Linked DNA regions of Homo sapiens: regions 1 and 2 are each linked to region 3. A link is an interaction called in ENCODE POLR2A ChIA-PET data of the cell type or tissue named here. Cell type or tissue: HepG2. All regions are shown on one strand. Each heading gives the region's core, and the rest is flanking DNA. Links, peaks and the distances in the headings are about the cores only.

The links. ChIA-PET counts read pairs that join two places held together with the same protein. Peaks named below come from ENCODE experiments on the same cell type or tissue, not always from the same donor. Only the 100,000 strongest peaks of a DNase experiment are listed, where the experiment ranks them.
Region 1: POLR2A ChIA-PET joins it to region 3 with 32 read pairs; 3 of 35 experiments call an interaction of 5 or more read pairs at or near these places.
Region 2: POLR2A ChIA-PET joins it to region 3 with 12 read pairs; 10 of 35 experiments call an interaction of 5 or more read pairs at or near these places.

The regions. Positions count from the first base shown.
Region 1 is chr11:1,980,955-1,987,813 of GRCh38, forward strand. It overlaps MRPL23-AS1 (MRPL23 antisense RNA 1), which reads right to left. Exons shown (of 4, transcript NR_024471.1): 2 at 4,489-4,687; 3 at 3,896-4,028; 4 at 2,255-3,731. It also overlaps a transcript of MRPL23 not described here. Among named protein-coding and RNA genes, the nearest start is that of MRPL23-AS1, 5.5 kb to the right of the region's middle. RefSeq lists enhancers at 917-1,686, 2,455-3,224, 5,936-6,859, 5,936-6,790, 6,785-6,859. In HepG2, for the core only: no CTCF peak of the experiment used is centred there; no DNase peak of the experiment used is centred there.
Region 2 is chr11:1,757,547-1,767,357 of GRCh38, forward strand. CTSD (cathepsin D) reads right to left here and starts at 6,381. Exons shown (of 9, transcript NM_001909.5): 1 at 6,246-6,381; 2 at 3,763-3,922; 3 at 1,970-2,093; 4 at 1,423-1,541; 5 at 1-10. The coding sequence starts at 6,313. PRADX (PRC2 and DDX5 associated lncRNA) reads left to right here and starts at 2,802. Exons shown (of 2, transcript NR_182291.1): 1 at 2,802-3,648; 2 at 3,773-4,940. RefSeq lists silencers at 5,951-6,040, 6,291-6,760. In HepG2, for the core only: no CTCF peak of the experiment used is centred there; DNase peaks (open chromatin) are centred at 4,995 and 6,415; H3K4me3 peaks cover 2,320 bases.
Region 3 is chr11:1,686,067-1,695,877 of GRCh38, forward strand. LINC02708 (long intergenic non-protein coding RNA 2708) reads left to right here and starts at 1,564. Exons shown (of 3, transcript NR_187232.1): 1 at 1,564-1,888; 2 at 1,999-2,263; 3 at 2,437-8,674. In HepG2, for the core only: CTCF peaks have their summits at 5,626 and 7,328 (motif pointing right); DNase peaks (open chromatin) are centred at 4,013, 5,275 and 7,355; H3K4me3 peaks cover 885 bases.

The DNA of each region.
Region 1 (6,859 bases), core at 1-4,000, 290 kb after region 3:
GGGCAATGTGGGTGCAGCTGCTCCATTGGGTAGGGCTGCTGGGCCCCCGGGGGCAAATCGTGAGTTGGATTTCAACCAGGAAAGCAGGTCTTGATGGGGCAGGCAGAGGGGGTGTGGAGTGGCCCCACGGATATCGTTGCCTCGACCCTTGGCTCCTGGCGTTTGCTCAGCTAACTTTGCAGACGAGACGCTGTGTGCAGAGAGACACAGGCGATAAGGATGGGGTCGTTGGCTTCAGGGCACCCCCCAACCCGTGGCCTTCACTGGCCTCATCCCTGTGCCCCCACCGGCCCAGGCTCTGCTCCCTCCATGCCATTGTTTCACTCCTTCTGGAACCTTCTGTGCCTGTGCAATGTGGCCATGCCCTTGTTTTTCCACCATTTAAGAGCTTTCTACACCCACCGAGGAGAGGGGCAGGCATGGCTGTGTGGTGGCCCCCTGGGGCTCCCGCAGCCGCCTCGACCCCTCAGCCTCCTCTGTGGGGTGTAGAAGAGTTCTCTGCACAGGTCCTCAGCTCGGGCAGCCCTGGAAGTGCTGGGCCTTCAGGCACAGGGGAGGGTGGCTCAGGGGCCAGCAGCAGACGTTGGTGCCTGCCCCTGCAGCGGGGTGCCCCATGCTGAGACAGTGCGCAAGAGGGACACTCCGGGCCTCGGTCCGCCCTCCGTGTGGCAAATGAGGTGCTCGGCGGGGCTTCTTAACTCTTCAACCTGGCCTTCCCACGGGTCCCTCTGGACAAGGGATGGCGGGGCGCAGGGGAAGCTGATTCCCAGCCCCACCCCAGCCCGTAGCAGAGTGGTCGTAAGCGTGGGAAATGCCAGCTCCATGCCTCTGCTCCACTATGTTTAACTCAACACAAGGAGCTTCCTGGGCCTTCAATGTCCCAGGACCCACGGCCTTTAGTGATTTGTGGTCTGGGAGACAGGAAGCCGGAGCTCTGGGGCCGAGCTGCAGCCCCTCTCCCTCTGCAGCGCATCCTTGCTCTGAGGGTGGCAGAGGCAGGTCTAGGCCTTGGGGACCTGGGGCCGGGGCCCCCAAGGGGAAGGGAAGGGACCCGTGGGGAGCCCAGGGTGAAGAGTTAAGAAGCCCCGCCAAGCACCTCATTTGCCACATGGAGGGTGGACCGAGGCCCGGAGTGTCCCCCGTGTGTGCTGTCTCAGCATGGGGCACCCCGCTGCAGGGGCAGGCACCAACGTCTGCCGTTGGCCCCTGAGCCGCCCTCCCCTGTGCCTGAAGGGGCGGAGCACCTGCGCAGAGAATTCTTCTGATATCCCGCCCATGGGGAGTTGGTGATGGGACCCCCAGGAGAGGGACTGCGGGGGTGTCCCTGCGCCTTCGGGTGGTCAATGCTGGTGAAGTTCGGCACCCAACTGTGAGCAAAGGAGAGGCCCTTTCCAGGAAGCCCCAGGGGCACTCCAGGGTCGGGAAGGGGCCACAGGGGTCTGGCGAAAGCATGAGGCAAGATTTGGAAACGAGGCTCCAGGGCAGGGTCAGGGCCAGGGTCAGGGGCAGCCCTAGGATGGCTCTGCTGCCACCCAATCAGAGTCTCCTGCCCAGCTCCTGGGCTGTGGGCGGGGGTCGCACAAAGGACCATGGGCAGCCAGGTAGGAACAAGGGTCACCAGGCACTTGGCAGGGGACCGGCCTCTGGGAAATCATCCAGGCCAGGGGCCATGGAGCCGGCTTTCCCCAAGCCCCAGGGACCCAGCCTCTGCCGGGAGGGTCTGGGGGATCAGGGGGCTGAGGACCCTCCACACAGGCTGTGTGGGGCAGGGGCTCGGGCTGGCCCTGCTGAGCTTGGGTGGCTGGAGTCCTCGAGGAGGGCTCCCTGGAGGCAGGGGCGCGGAGAGAGCTGGGGCGGGCCAAGGCAGCCAGCAGCCCACGGCAGGCGGGGGGCCTGACCCGAGCAGCGGCGTTAGGGCTGGCCTGGGGCGCAGCGTGCGCACGGGAGCGCGTGTCTGCTGGACTCCAGCGAGGTGCTGTAGCCAGCTAGCCAAGACAAGCTGTCCCTGCGGGTGTCTGACCGGCGGGGCCCAGGCTGGGGGGGTGGTGGCGGCACCCCACTGGGGACACAGTGAGGCCCGGAACAGAGCCCAGAGCCTGGCTGCCGCGCTCCAACCACAATGGCCGGTGCCTCCCCAGGCTGTACCTCTGGGCCCTGCTCCCACCAGGGCCCTGCCCCCACCAGGGGCTGTGCAGGGTCTGGGAAGGGCACAGCTGTTTGCCTCCCCACATTCCAGACACAGGGTCAAGCAGTGTGGGAGGCTGTTTTTCTTTACAAATGTCATCTGAAAACAAACACTTACTGGCTCTGCCCGGCTGCCCCGACCCCTTGGAGAGTGGGGGCAGGGACCAGGCCTGGCTACCCCCGTCCAGGTGGCTGGGGACTCTTCCAGGCCAGAGTGGCCTTTGACCCTCCTTCGCTGCCCCTGCCACACCAACCAGGCCAGTGTCTTCCCTAGCCAGAAGGCTCTGGCCCCACCCCATTTGCCACCTAGAACTGGGGAAGGACGCACCTGGCCCGGCCAGCGGCCCATGAAGCCGTCTTTCTCCCACGGGCCGTCCCTGGCTCGACCCTGTGCCCAGGGCAGGGTCAGGCCCAGTGGGTCTCTCTGTGGAGGGAGGGGCTGCCTGGGGTATCTGGGGGTGGTGAGGGGGTGTCCCAGCCCCAGCCCTTCCCCAGGCCTCATGTGGGCACCACCCCTCGTTTACGGGCTCTGGGAGCGGGTGGGGCCCCTCCTCCTCCTGAGCTGTAAGGTTTTTCTTCCAGTGGGGTTTGCACAAGGGTCCACGCCCACAGCCTCAGCCCGGAACCTGAAGGCTCTGAGGCTTCCTAGGGGGTTCTGCGGCCTTGCACTGTGGGTCCTCCCAGCTCGGCAGCCCTCTGCTGAGGCAATGTCCTCTTGGAGCAAAAAACAGCCTCCGCACCATTCCTCCCAGGGTGCATCTGAGCCCAGGCCCCAGGACACTATCCCCGGGGGTCCAAGGCGGGTGGGGACCGCCCTCCCGACGAAGCTTCTTTGCGCCCTGCTCACTCTCCTCAGCCCCCAGGTGCACTGGGGGATCCTGCAGGAAGCCTGCGGGCGGGGACTGGGGGGTGTGTTTGGGGCAGCGGTGTCTAGACCCTGGCCTGCCTGAGGGCCGGGAGCTTGGACTTCAGGCCTCAGGAGTCAGGAGAGGGCCACCACGCTCCCTTCCCCTCGCCACAGTGGTCCCAGGCGGGAGGGAGCGGACACGGGCTTTGCGGCACAACCTGGTCCTTGTTCTCTGGCTGGGCTAGGGTCACCTGGAGCTGGTGCCCGTGATATCCGCCTGACGCGGAAGTGGGCACCGTTTTCTGGATGCTCCCTTACTTTCTCAGCGCTGTGTGGAGGGGGAATGCCCCGTGCTTCTCACCCTGTCTTCGCCTGTCCCCACCCCAAGCTCCACTGGGCGGGGAGGAGAGGGGCACCTCCATAGGACTCAGCTATCCCCCCAACTCCCACAGGAACCTCAGGCCCAGAGTCCCCAGGAGGGAGCAGCCGGCAACACGGTTTCCGCTGTGGAGACGGGGCGTCCTGGCTTGAGTTCACTCCTCTCCAGGTGGAGCTGCCGCCGTGAGACCAAGGCCAGGCCCCCCTCGGGCCCCAGGGCTCCGAGGCACTTCCTTGGGTTGGTGTGCTGGATGGAAGTAGGGCTGTATTTCCTAAGACCTGCGGGGCAGACCTGGCCTCTGGAGGTGAGAATTTGCTGGGCCTGTTATGGGTGAAAGAGGAAAACCAGCCTGTGGGGGGCATCTCACAGTCCCCTCTGTCCCTCAGGTAGGATGCGTGGGGCGTGGTGGAGCCACGGGGTAGGGGAACGGGGACCCCCTCAGGTGTGTGGGGGCTGGGAGGTGGGTGCAAGGCCCCCCGTCTCACCGAGAAGGGACTTGGAGAGTGAGATGGTGTCTGAGTTAGGATGGCAGGCTCAGCTGACCTCGTCCCAGAGGCACTCAGCAAGGGCCAGGGACGGCATCCCCGCCGGGCACATGGCAGTTCATCCTCAGAGACACTGTGTATGGGAGGGAGGAGAAGCCCACACCTCTCTGAGGCAAACTTCAGGACGGCCAGGGGCCCCTGAGCACCCCGCCCACCTTTCTCCCGGCGCCCATGTGGGGCGATGCTCTCTGCCCTCCTTTGAGCTCTGCAGTATCCTGGGACGTTGGGCCCTCTGTCCTGCTTGCTCTGTCTGTGCTGGGGAGTGGGCAGGAGTGGACAGAGATCCGCCCTTCTCCAAGAGTCCCAGCCGTGGGAGGCTTCACCTTCCAGAAGGTTCCTCCTGTTTCTCTGTGCCTACTACGAGGCTCATCCTCACACCTGAGGACTGTCTCCTTGCTGGTAGGCTCACCGCGTGGAGGAAAGGGGGCCTCTGGTCACCTTCCCCACAAGCACAGACACGCAGTGTCACAGGGCAGTTGAGACTGTGTTACTGAGCCCAGCGGACAACCTGGGAACACATCCTGGTGTATCACCTTACTGGCTGCAGGAGCTCAGGGACAGCCGTAATCACTCTGTGCCTCAGTTTCCTCGTCTGTAGAACGGGACCAGTTTGCATGAGGCTCCCGGGCAGAGCCTGGAACCCGTGAACCCAAGAGCAGTCGTCATCAGGCCAACGTGCACTCGAGCAGAGATGTCTCCCCAAGTCCAGCTTGCTTCATATCCCCTGCAGTTCTGGTGGTGGGAACCCAGAAGTCAGAACACATCTACCTCCTGGCAGCTGGAGGCCACAGCGCCCCGAGTTTGGGACATGCCCCTCTCTGCATGTCCGTGCCAATTCCTCAAGGCTATCGGCCAGCCCCTCCCACTCAAGGCACCCCATGGAGCCTCCTGGGAGATCTTCAGACCCAGGGCAGGTGGGGGCTGGATCTGCCCTTCCTTCGGTGCCCCAGGTCTGTTATGGGCACGGGCTGTGAGCTGGTGCCAAGGACAGAGGCATCAGGCCAGGCCAAACTGCTGCACACAGCTGGCCACGGGGCCGTTGATCGCAGACAGTCAGGCTTCAGGCTGTCTGACACGGGCCGTCTGCTCCTCCTTGGACAGTTGCAGCACTCAAATGTTAAAACAATTTTTTAAAATAAATTTTTCTACTTTTTTTTTTTTTTGAGACAGGGTGTCACTCTCTTGCCCAGGCTGGAGTGCAGTGGTATGATCATGGCTTGCTGCAGCCTCAACCTCCTGGGCTCACGTGATCCTCTCACCTCAGTCTCCCACATAGCTGGGAATACAGGTGCGCGCCGCCGCACCTGGCTGATATTTGGTAGAGATGGGGTCTCACTATGTTGCCCAGGCTGGTCTCCAACTCCTGGACTCAAGCAATCTGCCCACCTTGGCCTTCTAAAATACTGAGATTACAGGTGTGAGCCACCACACCTGGCCCCAAATAAAACAATTTAAAAAGGAAAAAAGTGTGTGTGTGGCAGGAAGAGGAGGGTGAGGCCCGGAAGGAACTGAAGGAAACAAACTCAAGGAGAACAGCTGGTCCCCACGCCAGCGTCGACGCTCCAAGTCCTTCACCTCGGAGCCGAGCAGGGGCTGGGGGCACGGGGAGCTTGTGGCCTTTCTGGTGAAGTGACTCTTTTCTGGAACTTTCCAAACACCCTCCCCGCCCCCCGCCATGCCCCCCACCGCCTTTCCTTCCTTCTTTCTCACCCGCTTCCTTATTCCTTACTGTTCATCACAGACAAAGTTCCTGGGTAGGAGTGCGGGCAACTGCCGTTTGGGATCCATGGGGGCCTCCCGCCATTGGGCAGCCCCTCTCCCTGGCTTGTGGGGAGGCTCAGGTGAGCCCAGGTCTCCCTCTCCCACCGCATGGGAGTGCAGGATCCACAGGCTGATGGCTGTTTGCCAAAGGATGGGGACATTGGGGCACAGCACGGGGACACTTACTCAGCAGACAGCACCCTGACTGGCAAGATTGAAGAGCTCCCCTTCCTTGCTAAGACTCCCATGAAACACACAGGGGGCTGCTCAGGGGGTGCAGGCGGCAGGAGCGGGGACAGCTCAGAGGTGGGTGTGGCACAGGGTTCATGGCATAAGAGGGGTGGCCTCGGGAGCCAGGGCGGGGGCAGCCTGGAGCCAGCAGCCCTGAGGCCATGCACATCCACAGCATGCTGGCGGTGACAGCCCCGACCCGTGGCAGGGGAGCAGGCTCTGGGCTTGTCTGACCCGTGAGCACCCAGTGGCCTGGTGGCCTCAGCCCTCGTTGCCAGCCTCTTTCTAAGGTCAAGCCTGTGCTCTCCAGCCAGAGAAGGCATGCTGGGCTGGGCTGGGCTGGGGTGGGCAGGGCTGAGCTGGGCAGGGCAGGGCAGGGCTGGGCTGGGCAGGGCTGGGCAGGGCAGGGCAGGGCTGAGCTGGGTAGGGCAGGGATGAGCTGGGCTGGGCAGGGCTGGGAAGGTCAGGGCTGGGAAGGGCAGGGCAGGGCAGGGCAGGGCTGGGCTGGGCTGGGCTGGGCAGGGCAGGACAGGGCTGGGCTGGGTAGGGCAGGGATGAGCTGGGCTGGGCAGGGCTGGGAAGGGCAGGGCTGGGCTGGACTGGGCTGGACTGGGCAGGGCTGGGCAGGGCCGGGTGGAGTGGGCGATGGTGTCCATCCCGCTTAGTGGCTTCCTCTCACAGGAAGTCTGACCACCCTTCAATGCTGGGGGTCTAGGCTGGGCAGGTGGACGTGGGGGTCCATTTCTAGGCTCTAGACCCAAGGCCTTCCTGCTGCTCAGAGGTTCCTAGGCTCAGCAGAGAGGGCGGGGACAGAAGGTCCGAAATTCCATGTCCTTGGGATCCCATCTGCCCGTCCTTCCCGCCCAGCCCAGCCCAGTCTGTCTGCTCCCCAGCCTCCCACGCCCCCCATTG
Region 2 (9,811 bases), core at 2,968-6,967, 71 kb after region 3:
GGCAGGGCACCTGCAGGCCAGGGCAGAGTCAGTGGGCAGCAGACAGGCTGAGCCCTACACCACTCCCTGAGCATGAGGCTACAAAACCCAGTTCAATGGATGCCCATCCCACACACGATGGGGCCCAGAGGGCCCAGAAGAAAGGGCTGGAAACCCTGAGCTGAACACCGCTGGGGATGGGGACACGGGGTATGGCGGGGCCCTCTTCGTGGAAGTCATCAGGGCTCGGTTTACACGAGATGGGAACCAGGCAGGAGCACAGACGGGCAGGCCCCTTGCTCCGCTCCCTGCTCCGACCTCTTACTCCCACCACCAATGACAGGCAGGTCCTGCTCCTGCCCTCAGCGCTGGGAACAAGACACAGCCTGGGCCAGGAGCCCGAGAGATGGGGAACCTGCCGACCCCATCCCAAGCTCACAGCCATACTGCCCCCTTCCCCTTCTCTGCCTGTCCCCTCCCCCAGCCCTGGATGAGGCTGCAGAGAGAGAACACGGCCAGAGCAGGATGTGGGAAGGGAACGACAGCTTGAGGCTGACACGGGGCGGAGGGGGCAGAAGAGGGCGGAAGAGGGCAGACGGGGCAATTTCCTGTTCAGGCTGAGCAGGGTCCAGACAGGAGGGCTCTGAGGAGCCCCCAGTACAGACTGGACTCCAGCCCAGCAGGGAACTGTTAGGAGCAGCTTCAGCTGGAGGAAGGGGCCCTCTTCCCGGGTCCCTGGGCCTGCAGGGGGGCTCTGCTGCCCTCCTGGCCCGCTCCAGAGCTGGGGGCTGTGTCACCATCCCGTAACTCCTGAACCCCTTGTGGCCTGGTCCACCCCCAGCAGACAGCTCCGAGGTGAGAACTCACTGAGGCCCAGGCAGGGTGACAAGGGCCAGCTCACCCTCTCCTAGGGCAGGGAGTTGCTCTGCACAGGGCCCTGAGGATGGTGGATGCAGGCGGGGCCCCCAACAGCCACTGCTGCTCCCCCTCCCTTGCCCTCCCAGGCTCCTGCCGGTGACTCTCCGCCAGCAGCCCCCACAGCGGGTTCCTGGTACATCCTCCCAACCCCAAGCCTCCCCAAGCCCTCGGCCTGCTGCAGGGACCCTGTGCAGCCCCAGGTCCAGCCCTCAACACCTGCTGGCACCTCAAACCCAATGTGCCAAAAAGAGCCCGATCGATCTGCCCTGTCCTCCCTCCCACTCATTGTGGCCTGACTCCGGGGACCCCTGCCCCTGTACCCCCTGGGTTTGAGGCTGTCCCTCCAGCCTGCACACAACCAGGCCCATTCCCAGACCCCTCCTCACCCTGCTGACTGCCCCGGCCACCTGAGGGCTGGGGTTGGGCTGGGATCACCGAGCCCTCCCTTTCAACCACATACCCACGGTGGGTGAACCCCACACCCTGGCACCCTCGAGTCCTGGGAAAGGCCCCAGAGGGACTCACCGACACAGTGTCCTGGCTCAGGTACCCGGAGAGGCTGCCCGAGCCATAGTGGATGTCAAACGAGGTACCATTCTTCACGTAGGTGCTGGACTTGTCGCTGTTGTACTTGTGGTGGATCCCTGCCCCGGGCGACAAGGGGGCCCGCCGGTCATCCCGCAGCCCACGCCACGGCCTTAGCCCTCCCATCCCCCTACAATCTACCATGGAGCCCGCACCCCCCAAGCTGCCTCCCCAGGGTGGGATTTGGAGGGGATCTGAGGCCCACCATCATGCCAGAGCCCCGGGACTGTGGGCTGTGACCCCGGGCCTCCCTCCCAGCCACAGCCGGCTCCCTCTGTGGCCACCCCAGCCCCAGCCCTGCTGAGAGCAAGACCACAGCTGGTGGTTCACCCAGAAAGTCAGTGGCTGGAGCAGGGTGGAGGGCTGGCCTGGCTCACGGGGCCAAGAGGCAGGAGAATTGCGTTGCCCAAGTGATTCCTGAGGCAGCCCTGCAGCGACATCCCGGAAGGGCAGGACCTGGGCGACGGGGCCAGGGTTCGTGACTCACAGCAAGCGATGTCCAGCAGTTTGCAGTGGATGGAGGGGACCCACAGGTTGGAGGAGCCCGTGTCGAAGACGACTGTGAAGCACTGGGGGGGCGTCCCGATGCCAATCTCCCCGTAGTACTGGGCCTGGCAGGGGACAGGGTCCGTCAGGGATGGGAGAGGGGGCCCCATCTCCCCACTGGGCCTCAGAAGGCCCGGCTGTCCCCAGAGCCAAGGCCCATACTGGAGGGAGGGGCATCACGGGGCCCACAGCTGCCAACAGCCACCCACTCCCACCTGCTCAGCCTGCAGGGAAGATGGGCCAGGTCCCCAGCCCTCGGTCCTAATGCCCACGGGTACTTGGGGTCTCTAGACCCCTGGCTTCTGTCACCTACCCCTGCTCAATACATGGTGAGGCTGAGGACTTCCCCACGGAAAAGACAAGGCCAGAGGTCAAGCCAGGGTGGGGACAGACGTGGCCCTCAGCCTGAGCCCCGGGTGCAGGAAAGCCCGGCCTGGAAGACTCCCCTGGTGGCCCGCAGTCCAAGGTCTGAGAAAGGAAGTGACTTCCTCCCCAGGTTGGGGCCATGTCAAGGTCTGATTCTGGGTGTCTCAGTGCCTGCCCTGCCCTCCAGGGTGAACCCCAGGCTTGGAGGGCTTCCAGGCAGAGGGGTTCAGCTGGTCAAGGGGAGAAGGTAAGCCTTACAATCACTGCCTGCCCAGCAACCCTGCCTTAATGGCCCAGGGCCTCAGTTTCCCCGTGTGTACACAGGGATAGCAGGCGCAGGTGGGGGTGCTGACTCAGGGATCAGGCAAGTACAAGGGGTCCCATGCCGCCGAGCCTCTCAGGAGGCAGAGAGTAAGAGGGTCCTGGAGTTTGGGGTCGCCTGGGCGCCCGCTTCCCCCAGGATTGGAGCCTGGGCCACCGTCAGCCACCAGATTCCTGGCACCAGCCCAGCCCAATGTTTCTCCAACCGCCTGGCTTCACGGAGCAGCAGCAGCTGCTGACTCATGGCCCCACAGAAGTGACCACTGGCAGGGGGACACTCAGCAAATTTCCATGTGTGTGTGTGCATGTGTGCGCATGCGTGCATCTGCTTGCTCGCGCGCTAGGACAATCAGGAACTGGCCAGTCGGGACCAGGCACACGGCGCCTGGTTCCCCCCAGGGCCCCCCTGGCCCAGTCACATGCCTGTGAGTCTTGGGCTTCCTGTCACAGCCAGGACTCGGGCCAAGCAGGACAGAGGGCAAGGCTCCCCCACAGTGGGCCAGAGCCCCGAGGCTGGACAGTAGGCCCTGGCCTCGAACTGACCCCATAGAGCTGGGACCAGGCTGACCAAGCCCCAGCTTGCTAGGTGGCTTCCAGAGTGCTCCACCTTGGATCCTGCTTCCCCCTGAAGGAGTAGTGGGCACAGGAGGGGCTGTTGCGAGAGGAAGAAGATGGGGAGGGGCTGGGGAGGCCACGAGTCACCACAGGCCTCCCAGCAGGACAGCAGTGAAAGGCTCCAGGTCAGCCGGCCACACTCAGGCAGGCCCAAGGACCGCCCCCTCAGGCGAGCTGGCACCAAGGCCCGAGGCCACTCCCAATCACCCTCCCAGGCCCTAGCAGGACCAAGACCCTGCAATGACAGGGGCCAGTGGCAGGAGGTTCCAGAATGGGGAAGAAAGGAGTGTGGCTGAGCCGGGACGCCACCGTGGCCAGGTGAGCCACTCAAACTGCGCTGCTGAGAACAGGAGGTGGGAATGTTCCCCATACTGCCACGGAGCTCTCCTGACAGTGGCTCCGCTTGCAGCAGGGCTAAGACCTCATACTCACGTCCATGTAGTTCTTGAGCACCTCGGGAATGGGCCCCTCGGTCACGGCTGGCACCGCCTGGGAGTACTTTGAGACGGGGCCTTTGGCAATCAGGTCCTCCACAGAGCCCCCAACCTCCGACATGGTCCGGCGGATGGACGTGAACTTGTGCAGCGGGATCCTGTCAACCACGGGTCGGGGCATATCAGGGAGGCCCTCCCGCCTGCCGGCCGACGCTGCCAATGCTGCACATCCACCTGGAGGCCCCTGGGGAATCTCAGAGTCGCCACAGCCAAAACCAAACTCCTGCCTGTCACCTGGAAACTGCTGGCCCAGCTCCCCCAAGTCAGTGAATGGCAACCCATTGCCCCCCGCCAGGTTGCACAGGCCACAGTCCTAAGAAGTGGTCACCCGCCACCCACCTCAGCCCCACACACCCAACCTGGGGGCCAGTGTGCCCAACCCTCCTCTCCTCAGCCATTCTGGAGGCTCCAAAGCCCCCAAGGGTCTCCCGTCCTCCCTCTGCACCTGCGCTGGTCTCTTCCAGGATGGTGGCCAGCATGGCTGCTCAGGGTGCTGGCGGGTACCTGTCACTCCTGCCCAAAGTGCTCTGAGGCAGCCCACTGTACCCAGCCCCCATCACACCTGCTCTCCACCCCCAGACACCTGCACGAAGGTGGCCCCACCTCCAGGCTGGCACTGGCAGCTCTGCCTGGCCTCCTCTGGCCATCAGATGGGCCCTCCACACCACCTCCAGAAGCCCTCCTTGACTACCTGTCCTCCTCCACATGGACCCTGTGGCTGCCCAGTGCCCTCATCCCACATCTGTTTCTGGGCATCCGCACCTCTCCTCACTCCATGCGGCTCCACGAGGTCCAGGACTGCACCTGGGGCCTTAGAGGCTTCTGTGCTGCCCCCCCCACCGCCCTGCCTCCTCCGACAGCTGCACTCAGGGTACCCCTCCAGAGTCCTGTCACCCAGCACACCGCCAGCCAGGGTGCAGGAGGGAGCTCCAGACTGAGATCGGGGTCCTGAGTTCTAAACCCAGGAAGCGAGTAAGAGAGAGAGGGGTCCCTGCTCCTCCCCCAGGGCCACTGGCCTTCCCCTTGGTGTGAACCCACTCCTTGTTCCAAGGAAGCTCCCCTGGGCTTTTAATCACTTAAATAAAACCTCTTCCCTGCCCCAGGGACTTGAGAGTACAAGGTCATAGCTGGCTTTTCCTGGCTTGTCAGGGGCGTGATCCCGGAAGATGAGATTATTGCCTAAGAGCTGGTGGGCTGGAAGAGCTCCAGGTTTTGTCCTGGGGGAGGGACACGCCCTCCAGGGACCAGGAAGCAGGTGTAATAGTATCAGTCGCACAAGAGCTGGAATCGGGTGAGGGCTTGGATTCAGCTACCCTTCCCTCCAAGAAGCCCCAGGATCGTTTCCCCTCTGCTGTGTCTGTCCTCCTTGGAGAGGGGAGGCCTGTGGATAGGCTGGCAAGGTCAAGGCAGGCTCAGGCTTGTGGCTACTCCCCCACAACGACTTTAATTGGGGCTACCCGCCCCCGGGCCATTCCCCACAGCCTTTGGTGAGGCTCAGTCCTACCCAGCTGGCCCAGCCAGCTCCAGCCCCTGCAGCCTTCTGACCTCACCCACCTGCCAAAAGGCAGTGGACCCATCGCAGATCCCAGGTCTCCCACAAAGGCCCAGAGCAAGGGTGGGGCAGGTGCCCAATGGGATGGGTCAGCATACCCCTCCTGGGAATGCGGGCTGCCTTGCAAGGGCTGGGGAGGGGGTCAAGAAAGCAGACTGCAGCATGGCCCTCCTCTGCCCAGCTGGTCAGGCATGGCCGGGCCCCATCCCATCCAGGCCCAATCGGTGGCCTCACCTGGCACAGGGGATCGGCCTGAGGAGCGTGTGGGCCTCACTACAGCACAACCCCAGGCCCGGGGTGGGTGAGCCGACCCACTCCCCATGCCTCCTCCTCTCTCAGGGACATGGGAACTCCTAGGGTCTCGAGGGGTCTCCCAGCCCAGGGCCTGTGATAAGAGCCGCTGGAGCAAACTTTTAAAGCCCCCAGTTCACAGGTGGTAAAGGGGTCCCTAAGGAAATGGACTCGCCCAGACTCGGGGGCTCTGAGGCCTGACCTAGGTCTCCAGCAACAAGGGCGCTCAGTACAGACCCCAATTCCACCTGCCCCGAATGAGCACTACCTCCCCCCGCCCCGCCCCGTCTCCAGGGAGGCTGCGGTCAGTCTGCAGTCCTCAAGGTACAACCCAGGGTGGCATATGGGGGAGAGGCATCTGGCGCCTCTGCCCCGGGTCCCCTGCACCTCCGGAGCCCGGCGCCCCGTAGGCGGGTGGTCCGTGCAGGAGGCCGCGCAGGGCGGCACAGGTGCATTCCAGCGCGGGGGGCGCAAGGGGCTCGTGGGGGCCACAGGGGAGCGCGAAAGTCACCACAGGCCCCGGGACCTCGGCGCCGCGACCCCTGCCCGTCCCTGAGCCCCGGCCCCTGAGGCTTCACCTGACGAGCGCGGAGGCGGGTGCAGCCAGCAGGCAGAGGGCGAGCGGCAGAAGGCTGGAGGGCTGCATGGCGGCGGCGGCCGGGTCGGAGAGGGTCGCCGAGGCCGTGCGCTTATAGCCGGGATGACGCCGCAGTTGGGCCGGATCAGCTGACCCGCGTGTTTGCACCCGGACCGGTCACGTGGGCGCGGCCGGCGTGCGCGGGGCGGGGCGGAGCGGGGCCTGGCCTGGGCGGGGCAACCTCGGCGCACGCGCACAGCGCCCGGGCGGGGGGCGGGGTGGTGGTGCGCCTGCCGCGCCTACAGTTCCCGCCGCTCGCGCCCGCGGGGTCAGCCCGGCCCAGCTTCTGGGGTCTGGAGGATTCCCGTTTCGGCCTGGCCTGGGGTCGTGGGGCGGCCCACCCTGGAGGGCCCCGCGGGGTGACCCCTGTCCCGGCCGCCGCGGCCGTCCCCGCGTCCAGGCCTGCGCGGGGCGCTGCGCCGTGGGCTCCTGCACCTGCTCCTCCCGGCGCCCCCTCGTCCCCCTCCGAGACGCTCCCAGACATCCTCTCTGGAAGCCTCTTGCAAACCAAGGTTAAATTCAAAGTCCCCAGCCCACCGAATGGACCCTCCGCTCCTCTACAGGGCTTCCAGAGAAACCTGGAAAACCAGCTCAGGCCCTGCCGCAAAGGGGGTCGGACCCGCTCCGCCCTCTCCCTCTGGGCGCTGTGCTTAGAGACTCAGGCCTCACCGATGGCTCTAGCCTCCAGATCCCAAATTCCAGCCTCACACTGGCACAGCCTCACGTGGCAGACAGCAGGCCCGAAGGCAGGCAAAGTATTCCACCCTAAAATACATTCCTTTCACATGTTTTGATATGGCACTGCACAGCTGTCTCTTGAGGGGGCGAAATTCGCGTTTTCTAGAGAAGCTCCTTCCCTTAGGAGGTCGGGCACCTTTTGTCCACTCACGTCAACTCTTTTTTTTTTTTTTTTTTTTTTGAGACAGAATCTCGCTCTGTGGCCCAGGCTGGAGTGCAGTGGCATGATCTCGGCTCACTGCAACCTCTACCTCCTGGGTTCAAGCGATTCTCCTGCCTCAGCCTCCTAAGTAGCTGGGATTACAGGCGCGTGCTACCACGCCTGGCTAATATGTATATATACACACACGTATGTATATATATATATACACACACACACATATATAGTGTATATATACACATATATATACGTATATATATACACTATATATGTATATACATATATGTATATGTGTATATATGTGTATATATACATGTATATGTGTATATATGTGTATATATATACATGTATATGTGTATATATATACATGTATATGTGTATATATATACATGTATATGTGTATATATATACATGTATATGTGTATATATATACATGTATATGTGTATATATATATACATGTATATGTGTATATATGTTTTGTATTTTTAGTAGAGATGGTGTTTCACCATGTTGGCCAGGCTGGTCTCGAACTCCTGACCTCAGGTGATCTGCCTGCCTCAGCCTTCCAAAGTGCTGGGATTACAGGCGTGAGTAATCCCACTTTAACTCTTTAGGCAAAACATAACTCTTTCAACCACTTGCCAATCAGGAAATCTTTGAATCCCCTATGACCTGGAAGCTGCCCCTGCCAACCCTGTTTCTAGGCTGAACCAATGTATATCTTACATATGTTGATTTATGGTTTTGGCCTGTAACATCTGTCTCTGTAAAATCCGTAAAACCAGGCCGGGCATGGTGACTGTTGCCTATAATCCCAGCATACTCGGAGGCCAAGGTGGGAGCATTGCTTGAGCTGAAGAGCTTGAGATCAGCCTGGGCAACATGGTGAGACCCTGTCTCTACAGAAAAGACCTGAAAATTTTAAAAAAAAGTATAAAGCCAAGCTGTTACCCAGCCACCTTGCTCACATATTCTCAGGACCTGCTGAGGTGGTTTCACAGGTCATAGTCCTCACATTTGCTCAGAATAAATATCTTCAAATATTTTATAGTGTTTGGCTTTTTTTCAACAACACTCCCTATACCCAGGGTACCCAGATGGACCTCATCCTTACTCTCCAAGTGTCCCCTGCCCAAGCGCCCACTCTCCACCTCCTCAGAGCAGCACCTCACTGGGCCCTGCCCTGGCCACCCTGGGCCCTCCTCCCTTAGCCCAGACTTGCCCATCTCCAATGTGGCACCATCCCTGGAACCCCATCTCCAACGTGGCACCGTCCCTGGAACCCCGTCTTCAACGTGGCACTGTCCCTGGAACCCCATCTCTAACGTGGCACCGTCCCTGGAACCCCGTCTTCAACGTGGCACTGTCCCTGGAGGCCTGTCTCCAACGTGGCACCGTCCCTCTAGGCCCCGACCTCAAAGGTGAGCAGTGTATCCAGGTCAGAAACTGGGTCTCCCGACACTGAGCCTGCAGAGGCCATGGTGACAGTTGCCCCAGGACTTCACCATTCTCGTGTGCCCTGGTCCTGCCTGGCATGGGGGACTGAATTAGGCCTGTTGGAGGGGAGGGCCCGGTCATTCCCCAGATGCTCTGGAGCACACAGCCAGGCGGGAGGTGCGGTCGCTGTAAGTAGGAAAGGGATATTGGGACAAATCATTTAAGGCAGGTCCAAGTCACACAGGAAATGGAGCCAGGGGATGTGCTCAACAGCGACCTCCGCAGGAAGGTCCCTCCAAGAAGGTGGCATCTGAGCTTGGACCCAAATGAAGGATGCTTCCCCATGCTCTCACCCAGGGTGCGTTTTCTCCTCCCAGCTCCCTGCGAGGTAGATGGGCCCAACCCCGCTTTACAGAGGCAGTGAGGTTCTGTGGTTCTCGGCGGGCGGGATTGGAATTCCCACCTTTTCTGTAACCAAATATATCAGGACCTTGGCCCTTGCGGAACCTCCCCGAAGCTGGATCTGCCTGATGGCCACAAATGAGTGGCTGCCCCCTCAGCCCCACCTTCCCGCCCATTTAGAGCCCTTCATCTGAGGGGGTTCTAAGCCTGAACACAGAAGCCCGAGCAGACAGACACCCTTGCCCTCAGAATCTGCCCAGCTGCTGGGGGTCCACACCTTGCCCTCAGAATCCGCCCAGCTGTTGGGGGCCCACGGCCAGCCTGGACCTGGCACCTGGGGTTATCACGTGCTTTCCAGTGGGCTGGGATCTTGGAGATGTCAGCCGACCCTGGGGGACTGGACTCCAGCAAGGGGTGAAAGATGGTCCCAGCTAGTGTCCCCTGAGCCACCCTGCTCGGTCCCCAGGTCCAGTGGTGGACGAAGCATTTGGTGTCCAGGATACTGAGATACGCACCTGTGAGGACGCATGCCCACAGAGCGTGGCCGACACTCCACCCAGAGGTCCCGGTGAGCCGGTGAGGCTGCGAGCCAGTGGGTAGTGCGGATGGCCAGTGGGGCCAGAAGCACAACGTGGCAGCGAGCTGTGGGGTGTGTGGGCCGGTGCTAGCCAGGCTAAGAGCCTTGGACCATCCCCTGAGACAACGGGGCACTGTTGAGCAAGGACCCTCTCGGGGCCCCAAGGGTGAAGAGGCCCCACCCCACCGCAGA
Region 3 (9,811 bases), core at 3,409-7,408:
GACCCCTCTCACACCCCCCAAATCCCACCTGAGAGCAGCCCATCAGGCAGGCCCCATATATTGGATGCCTCTAAGTATCAGCCTTGATGTCCCTCTAATTCCAGCCCTGGTGTCTTCTCCCTGGGACACCCTGCTGCTCCCTCTAGCTGTGCCCTCCACGGTGACTCCAGACATGCGGATTCAGCCTCTTCGCTCCAGGACCAAACTCCTCAGCAGCTCCCACTACTCCCAGCATGCCATCCAGCTCCTCAGCCCAGCAGCAAAGACAGGCACAGAATGGCTCCCGAACCCATCGCTCCGGTCCGGAGAAGGAGCCCTCCACCCTCCACGCTCCATTCGCTGTCCCCTTGCGGGCCCCTGTGAGGAACCCCAGCCAGAGGCACCAATGGCCGCCACTGACTTTCACCCTGTCCTGAATCACAGGACCAAGGAGGCTGCCCCGACAAGGGTCGCTTCCAGACTCACTCCCTGTCAGCCACTGCCACATGCCTGCCGTGGGCAGCATTGGAGGACAGGGGGTACTCTGTCAGTCAGCCTAACAGGCTGGTCCGTCCTTCCTTCCTTCCTTCCTTCTTCCCTCCCTCACTTCCTTCCTTCTTCCCTCCCTGCCTCCCTCCCTTCCTTCTCTGCTCCCTCCCTCCCTCCTCCCTCCCCCTCCTTCCCTGCCTCCCTCCTCCCTCCTTCTCTGCCTCCTTCCTCCCCCTTCCCTTCCTTCCTTCCTTCTCTGCTCCCCCCCTCCCTCTTTCCCTCCCTCCCTCTTTCCCTCCCTTCCTCCTCCCTCCTCCTCCCTCCCTCCCTTCCTTCCTTCTTTCTTTCCTTCCTTCCTTCCTGCTTCTCTCCCTTCCTCCCTCCCTCACTTCCTTCCTTCCTTCTTCCCTCCCTGCCTCCCTCCCTTCCTTCTCTGCTCCCTCCCTCCCCCCTTCCCTGCCTCCCTCTTCCCTCCTTCTTTGCCTCCTCCCTCCCCCTTCCCTTCCTTCCTTCCTTCTCTGCTACCTCCCTCCCTCCTCCCTCCCCCCTCCCTTCCTTCCTTCCTCTCTGGTCAAATGCGGGTACATGAGAGTTCCCACCATCCCCATGGTAAGTGCACAGTTCCGTGGCATTGGGAACCTGCACGTGGCTGTGCCACTGTCGCCACCATGCAGCTCCAGCACCTTTTCATCGCGCGAAACTGGAGCTCCGTCCTGACTAATCACTCACTCCCATCGGCCTCTGTCACTGGCCCTGCTGACTACCATTCTGCCATCTTCCTCTTGAATCTGACTCCTCTGGGGGCCTTCCATCTGTGGGGTCACAGCATTGGTCCTATTGTGACTGGCTGGCTTCACTCGGCACGAGGCTGTGAAGGTTGGTGGCGTTGCTGCAGGCGTCAGAGCACACTCCTTTTCCAGGCTCCGTAAGACCCCGATGTGTTTGTCTACCCCATTTCAGATCCCCTCACCTGCTGGGTTGTTTCCACCTTTGGGCTATTGTGACTGCACGGCTGTGAGCATGGGTGTCTGAGTCCATTCTGTGTAGCCATAAAAGAACCTCTGTGATGGGGTAATTCATCAAGCTCACAGTTCTGCTGGCTGAGAAGTTCAATGGCATGGCCCTGGCTTCTGCTGGAGGAGGTCAAAGGGGAAGCAGACACGGGAAGAGAGATAAAGCTCAGGGATGTCTTGGCTTCAGAACAAGCCCCACTCATGGGAACAAATCCATTCCCATGGGAACTCACCCTGTATCACAAGAGGAGAATCACTCCCAGCACCACGGACTCCCCAGGGAGTCACTCCCACGACCCACACGTCTCCCTCCCCTCAGGCCCCACCTCCCTACGCTGCCACACTGGGGGTCCCGTTTCAACAAGAGTTTTGCTGGGAACAGATGCACTGACTACATCCAGGTCGTGGTAAGGGCTGTGCAAGTATTTGAGTCCCTGCTTTGATTTCTTTTGGGGATAGACCTAGGAATGGAATGGCGGCTTCGCAGGGTAATTTTGTGTTTACCTGTTTCTGGAAGGAGCACACTGAGCTGGCCAGAGCAGGCTTGTGTTTTCCTCTGTGCTCCTTCCTGCTTCCCAGGATGCAGATGAGATGGCAGGTGCCCCAGCAGCCCTCGCCAACCATAAGGCATGGATTCCTCACCTTCGGCTCGGGGAGCACAGAGACTGAGGGCCGTGGACTCGGGGTGAGATGGTGGCACCTCCATCACAGACCCACAGTCTCTGTGTCCAGCCCTTCCGGAAAGATGACAGAAATGAAAAGTCTGCCTTATGGAAGACAAGGTTATTCAGAATTTTCGGTTCTGTATGGTCTCCTTAGAAACATTAGCAGACTTTAAAAAATGAAAATAGCCCATGTTCATTGTGAAAAAGTGAGCCATGGCCTCCGGGGCACCGGAGCCACAGAGCCACCACGCTTTGCTTTTGTTTCTCACTCCCCTACTCTCCCCACATAGGCACCGACGCTTTCCCTGACAGCATCATCATCACCCAACTAGGGCAGCTGACCCGCGTCTTCCTCACGACGTGGAATGGTTTGAGTCAAGGGTTTTCATGGCCATGAGCCACGTGGAGGCTGTGCCTTTTGTTTCCTGTGAGAAATCTTCAACCAGCGCCACTCTCAGCCTCCCCTCTGCCAGCGCTTCTGTGGCTGCACCTGCATTCGTGGGCTGTGGCTGCGAAGCACAGGAATAATTGATGGCTCTGGGGCACTTTGCTGGGCTGCTTCCAGAAAAGTTGACCCCTCCCTGCAAACCAGCACTGCCCAGCATTCTTGTCCCGCCAAGCCTGACTGTGAGCTGTTGTGACGTTGCCACTTTGCTCGGAAAGGACCCCTTACCTTTTATTTCCCTTGCATTTCTTTCAATTCTACCATTGACCATTTCTCATACGTGTGGTCATCATTGTATTTCGCCCCCATTTTGTGAGGTTTAGTGTATTCTTAAAGTTTCCTGGGTTTTGATGAGAGCATATTCTGTCATTATATTTAACAGGTGTTTTCCCCAGCTTGGATGTGTTTGGCCATTAGCTTCTTTTCTGCTATTTTACACTAGTCTGTTATTCTTCACTACAAAAGGACTCTGCCGAGGGTCCCCATGCTCCCCATGCTTCGGGGTGTGAGGTAGCAGGGGAAGGCAGGTGTCCTTCCTTCTTTGAAGTGCGGGTTGGGGCAGGACAGCAGACCCTGGGGTCACTGCTGAGGAGGGGAAGGATGGGATTAGGACTGTTCTCTTCCTGGCCTCATGAGCTCCCCCAGCTCCTTCTGGTGGTTGGAGAAGAAACCTCCTGATTGTCACGGAGAGTGAGTTTGTCCGTGGAGCTTTTCCTGCACGGCTCACATAGAACGGGCTGTGAGGTCCCTCCACTGAGCAGCACGTGCCAGGCCGGGTGCCCACGACTGTTGGGAAAACCCAGGCCTGTATTCCAGGAAGCAAAGGTCTTTAGATGAAGGTTTTAAGAATGAAAATTAACCCACAGAATGGTGAGGTCAGTTGGAGCCTGGATTCCATGGGGTAAGACAGCCACAGCCAGGTGGGCATCCTGCTCCTTCCCTTTCCCCTGTCCCTGCCCACCGGCCATGCCCTAGAGTAGGGGCACACTCGGACCCCAGCCCAGCGCCCACCCATGCTGCCTGCAGGCCTGCGAGGTCCCACAACCCCTTGGCATGCAGCGACAGCCCGGGGCCAGGTGTGGGTGAGGCTTGGGATTTCCTGGCACAGCTGACTTCATGTTGTGGCCTGGCAGCCTCGGGTGGTGTCGGCAGATGCAGGAAGCCACGGGCGCAGCTCCCTGCCTGTCCCGGCCGTGGGTGCTAATGCAGAGTGGGTTCTGTGGCTGGTCACACAGGCAGCCGGGTGGGTGCAGGTCATCCCGGGGATGGCCTTGCACTGTCTGATCCCCGGGGAGGGGAGGGTCTTTTCGCTGACCACGCTGTTTGCTGCGTGCTTTTTGTTTGCCAAGGGCTGCAATGTTTGTCGTCTGCCGCAGTGTTTGCTGCCGGGTGAAGAATCGCTGGCCCTGTGTTGTCACCTGGGCCCACCGTGACAAGGTCCCCACCTCTGTTGTGGGACTCGGGGGCAAAGTTCCCTGCTGTTCACGCTGCAAGTGACAAGGGCCTTGGTCTCTGAACCAGGAGCCTCTGAGTCCTGCCCCACAGGGCTGAGCCCTGGCTGGGAGCAATGTTCTTTGGGGGAGACAGCAGCTTCCTCACTTCCATGTACAGCCAGATGCCACGGGATGTGGGGAGTGCGACAGGGCCGTGGGGAGTGTGACAAGGCCTTGGGGAGTGTGACAGGGCTGTGGGGAGTGTGACAGGGCCTTGGGGAGTTTGACAGGGCCGTGGGGAGTGTGACAGAGCCGTGGGGAGTGGGACAAGGCCGTGGGGAGTGGGACAGGGCCGTGGGGAATGGGACAGGGCCGTGGGGAGTGTGACAGGGCCATGGGGAGTTTGACAGGGCCGTGGGGAGTGGGACAGGGCTGTGGGGAGTGCGACAGGTCTGTGGCGAGTGTGACAGGGCTGTGGGGAGTGCGACAGGGCTGTGGGGAGTTTTGAAAGGGCCATGGGGAGTTTTGACAGGGCTGTGCGGAGTGTGACAGGGCTGTGCGGAGTGTGACAGGGATGTGGGGAGTGCGACAGGGCTGTGGGGAGTGTGACAGGGCTGTGGGGAGTGTGACAGGGCTGTGGGAAGTGCGACAGGTCTGTGGCGAGTGTGACAGAGCTGTGGGGAGTGCAACAGGTCTGTGGCGAGTGTGACAGAGCTGTGGGGAGTTTTGACACGTCTGTGGGGAGTGCAACAGGGCTGTGGGGAGTGTGACAGGGCTGTGGGGAGTGCGACAGGGCTGTGGGGAATGTGACGGGGCTGTGTGGGAGCAGGTGGTCCTGTGGGGCATCCCGGGGTCTGTGCTCAGGCTGTGGGAGGTGGGGCTGGCAGGGGATCCTGGAGAAACACCTTTGGGGGCTCAGGTTTGGTGGAGCTCCCACTTCCACAGTGGCTCTGAGTGGGGCCTGAGCAGGTTTTCCTGGCAGTGGCTGAGGGTGGGTGGGCCTGGTAGGTACTGGGCTGCTCAGAAGCCAGCCAGCTCCATGTTGCCCACCTCAGCCTCCCAGGCTTCTCAGGGCCCAGCTGTGCTCTGTCCCTGGGGCCCTTCCCTCCCCGGACACTGCTCACCCCTGGCAAGGGCTCTGCCCTGGGACACACCCTGCTAGACCCTCAGATCTGATCCCAGCCCTTCCCATGTGACTCCCTGGGTGCTCCCAGATGACTGGGATGTGGGGAAGGATCAAAGAGCACTTTGGTTGTCTCTGTAACTCTTCTAGTGATTAGATAAGGGCTGGATTTAAGGATTACTTCTGCAATGCAAATAGATGAAAGGAACAAGCTAAATAACAAACTCTTCCCATTCCCAGAACAAAGTCAGCTCTGGCCTGGTTCCACGTGCCCTGTCCAGCACGTCCCCCAAGCGCAGGCATGGGCCCCCGGACCAGCCGCGGACCCCTCCTCGCGCTTTGCAACGCCTCACAGCTGGCCCCGCACCCCTGGGGCAGGACCACTCCCTCTTCTTATTCTTCTCTGTGTCACCTTCCCAGACTCTGCACATAGTCGGCGCTACATAAATGGTGGCTGCAAAAAGGAGACGAGCAGCAGAGCAATGCCCCAGGGAACAAGAGGGGCGCTGTTGCCAAGGCCAGGGCCAGGGTATCTGCCCTGAGGCCTGAGCCCCACACGACCCAGGGCTCCAGAGCCCCATGGCCCATCTCACTGCTGGGGCTGAACCCCCAGGGCCCCTGCAGCCACTGCCTCAGGAGGTCAGGTTGGGGTGTGGAGTAGGAGGGACGGGTGTTTCCAGGGAATCCCTGTGTAGGTGGGATCCAGAGGGCTTGAAACCCTCAAGCTACCAGCCAGCTCCACGCCTAGGACAGGCCTTATTAGAGTTCAGGATCTGCCAGCTCCCAGGGGCAGCCTCAATGTCCGGGGTGGATGGGGGTTTCTGTGGGTTCACTTCTGCCCCCAGCTGGGATGCCTGGAAGGAGAGCTCAGGGACAGTGTGGCCAGACCCTGACCCAGACAGAAGATTCTGTCTGAGAGACCGGGGACCTTCACAGAGGGACAGAGGCCCAGGAAGCAGCGGCTGCTGCTGTAAGCCTACGGCGAGAGCCATGGTCACAGAAGACCCACTTGTTGCCAGGCGTTTTGCCTTCACAATGGCAAAGTCTCCCAGTGGCCCAGGAGAAAAGGGAATGCTCATTCCATTCTGCCTGCCAGAAAACAGAGGCTGAGGCCCAGAGGCTCAGGCAACCTCCCCAGGTTCACCTCATTTGGAAACAGCCCCTTCCCATCCCCGGTTGCTGCCGCAATCTTCTAAGGGGACTTCCTCAGAGGTCATTAAATGCATTGAAAACTGGTTCTGGTCCTCGACCCTAAGCTGCTGGAGGAGGGGGTGTGGGAGCAGATTCGGGGTGCACCTGTGTGTTCAGGTGAAGGCGGAGGGAAATTAGTCATGGAGCTAAGCTGAACCACCTGCTGGGCCCCAGGCAGGCAAGGCCCTGTGGGCAGGTGGGAAGCCAGAGGCCGCCTCTCACCCCGGGGAGGGGCAGGGGCTGGAGTGACGGTGCAGGGTGAGATTTTGGCCAGGCACAACTCCATCCATCCCTGCATCCCCAGGAAGCCACAGACACCCAGGTTCTGAGAGCCCGGCTCTCGAATGTCCCTCCTCCCCCGACCTCCTTCGGTGCCCCTGGCCATGCCAGCCCTGAGCATGAAGCCTTCAACTTTCCCACGCACCCACTTCCACTCTCCAGGGCTGAGGAGCAGGAAGGAGATGGCTTGGAGGGGTGAGCCCCTGTCCTGTTCTCAGAGGGTCACAGCTACTCACTACCTGCTACGAAGACAGGGAAGGGTGGGAGCCGTTCTAAACCAGCATCAGTGCATGCCACAAAATAGAAGCCGTGCATTACAAACTAGAAACGAGGGCTTGGTTGCAGGCACCTTCCCTAGAGACCCTGGCTGAGCAGAGGCTGGGGTCTGGCTGCGCTGCTCTGACGGTGTGCACGGGCGGGCTAGGCACTCGCCCTGAGTCCCAGAAAGAGGAGCCCACAGATACAAAACTTAAAGGATGTGTTATTTTATTTTTTAATTTAATTTTTGTTTTTTCAAAAGCATCAAAGTCATTGTGATTGGAAGGAATGCGCAAGTTGGTCTGGGGTGCTGTCCCTGGGCGCCGAACCAGCCGGGGACATGGCCCCTGGAGAGCTGCCGACCCCGGGGCTAGGGGAGTGGTCTTGCGAGGAGCCTTTGCTTCCCACTCGCCGGCCGCCCCGCGGGGCCCTCCTGCCACCAGGTGGCGCTTCTCGGCCAGCCCGGGCCGCAGGACCTGCAGTCTCGTTTCCCCAGGAATGGCGACGGCCCTGTTATTCCCATCACAATTTTACAGGTCAGAAAAGGAGACTCGGAGTGCATATATAGCAACTTGGAGAAAGTCGCAAGGGACGAAGGACCCTTCCCCGGACACAGGAACCTTCTGGGGGATGGGGACAGGGACTCAGGTGCAGAGAAAACCAGAGCTGCTACCGTGGGGACAGAAAGGGAGTCTACCCAGAGACAGCAGAGGCAGGAGCTGCCCCCCCTCTTTGCCCCCAGTGGCCCCGAGCGAGGGGTTGCCACCACCTAGAGCCTGGGGACCAGGGGCCAGTGCCTGGGGACGGAGGCCGTGGTCGAGACAGGCGAGGGATGTGGCGGAGACAGGGAGGCCCAGGTCGGCTGGCACAGGGCAAGGAGCAGGCGAGCCGACCCCAGGGCCTTGCCCTTGTCACGCCCCCTGCCATGTTCCTGCTGGCCCCCTTCCTGTTCTGTGAGGTCAACACGCAGGAGAAAGGGGCAGAAGGGAAGGTCTCCCCACACCGAGGGCTCTGCCCGCTTGGGCCAGGGGTTGGGGGGTGGTCATGGCACCAGGGCTGCTCTGAGCTACAGCCCCGAGGGGGGGCCGGGCGATGCCTCCTCCTCCGTGCCAGCCTGTGCCGGGGCCCCTAGGAACCCCCAAGTCCCTGCCTGTGACCTCTGCAGAGCCCAGCAGGCGCCTCCCCGCCCTCGGCCACAGGCTCGGAGCTCACGGCCCCCAGGGGGCGCTCAAGGACTGCTCATCTGCGCTTCTGCCGCGGGCAGCTCTGACCCCTCCCGCTGCGCTCCTCCAGCCGCATCCCTGCAGCCTTGGGCCCTACTGGCCCGGGGGAGGAGGCACTGCGCTTTGGGGAGGAAGAGAGACTAAAGGGGAGACCGAGAACCCCGGGTCAGGAAGCGGAGAGCTAAAACGACAACCGTGGGTCAGCGGAGGCCGGCAACTTCATTTCATGACCTCTGGCCTCCAAAGCAGCTCTGCAAAGTGGTCAATGCTCCTCTCGTTGTGTAGATGAAGATACTGAGGGCCAGGGAGGCTGTGGACTGCCTGATGTCACACGACTGGTGGGGCGGCGGGCGGGTCTGTCCCCAGGCGATTGTCCTCGAGGCACACGGCGGGGCAGAGCTTGGAAGCGGCCGAGGTGGGGGTCCCTGGGTGTGGATGTAGTGACCCCGGAGCCACGTGGAGCCACCTTCAGACCCAGAGCTGAAGCAGGAGGGTGACCGGTAGAGCAAGGCCGTGCACACCCCCGTTGCAGAATTGAAAACGCGCCTCAAAATAAAACCCCGTGTTTCACAAGAATGCACTAATTCCCGAAGATATCCGGGCGCACGGGATGCAGTGGGGATTGGAGATGCAGGGGCCATGCAAGTGAGAAGGACCCTGCTCAGCGTGAGGCTCTGATGGTCTTGAATTCCTTTGCCATGCTCGGACAAGGGGCCTGCGCTGTCACGTTGCTTTGGACCCTGAAAATTCGGGAGCCCGTCCTGAGCCCACGCTGCCATAGTTGCCAGGTATCCAGCATATGCACAAAACACCTCCACGCCGGTGCTCTGCCCTGCCCTGCTCTGGAGACCCACATCCAAGGACAGGTCTCTCCTATGGCAGCCCTGCTCCCTGCCCTTCTTCCCCACCTGCTCAGTCCTGCAAAGCCTTCGGCCAAGACTGACACCTGGGGGTTCTGTCTCCCACACTCTAGGGGCCTCCTCCACATGTCGGTGACCTCTGACCACTGTTTCAGACCCACAGCTCCTGGGTGCACTCAGCATTGGGTCCCTATGGTATCAGAGTGTTCCAGGCCTGGGGCACTGCACTCACTGCAGACCTGGCCTGAGATTCAGCAGCTGGGCACCCTATGAGATCTAGTTTCTGAATGGCGTCGTCACCTGACTGGGCATACAAGCCACAGGCCCCGTGGTCTGTGGGCGGCCATTGTCCTGTGTGTGGGGTGGGGCACTGGGACCCTCCCACAGCTTTGGCTTTCTCAGAGTTTCTATCCCTGTGTCCTCCTCTGTCAGCAAAGCCCAAAGGTGGGGGGCTCCTGAGCTGCCACCTCCTTTGTTTCTCCAACTCTGCCGGTTCATTGGACTATGCCCTTGGTGCCTCACAGTGTGCTGACTGACAGCATCTCTAAGCCCTAAACCACTGAGCCTGGAGTCATCCAGCTCCAGGGAAATGACTCTGCAGGGTCACGATTCCTGGGTCTGCACTCAGGCCCCCTCTTTCCAACCAAGACAGCAGGATCCCAGGTATCCTGAGACCTGTCCTGATCCTGAATCCTGTCCTGATCCTGAGTCCTGTCTTGATCTTGGGTCCTGACCTGATCCTGCCCTGAGTCCTGTCCTGATCCTGGGTCCTACCCTGATCCTGTGTCCTGCCCTGATCCTGAGACCTGCCCTGATCCTGGGTCCTGTCCTGATCCTGATTCCTGCCCTGATC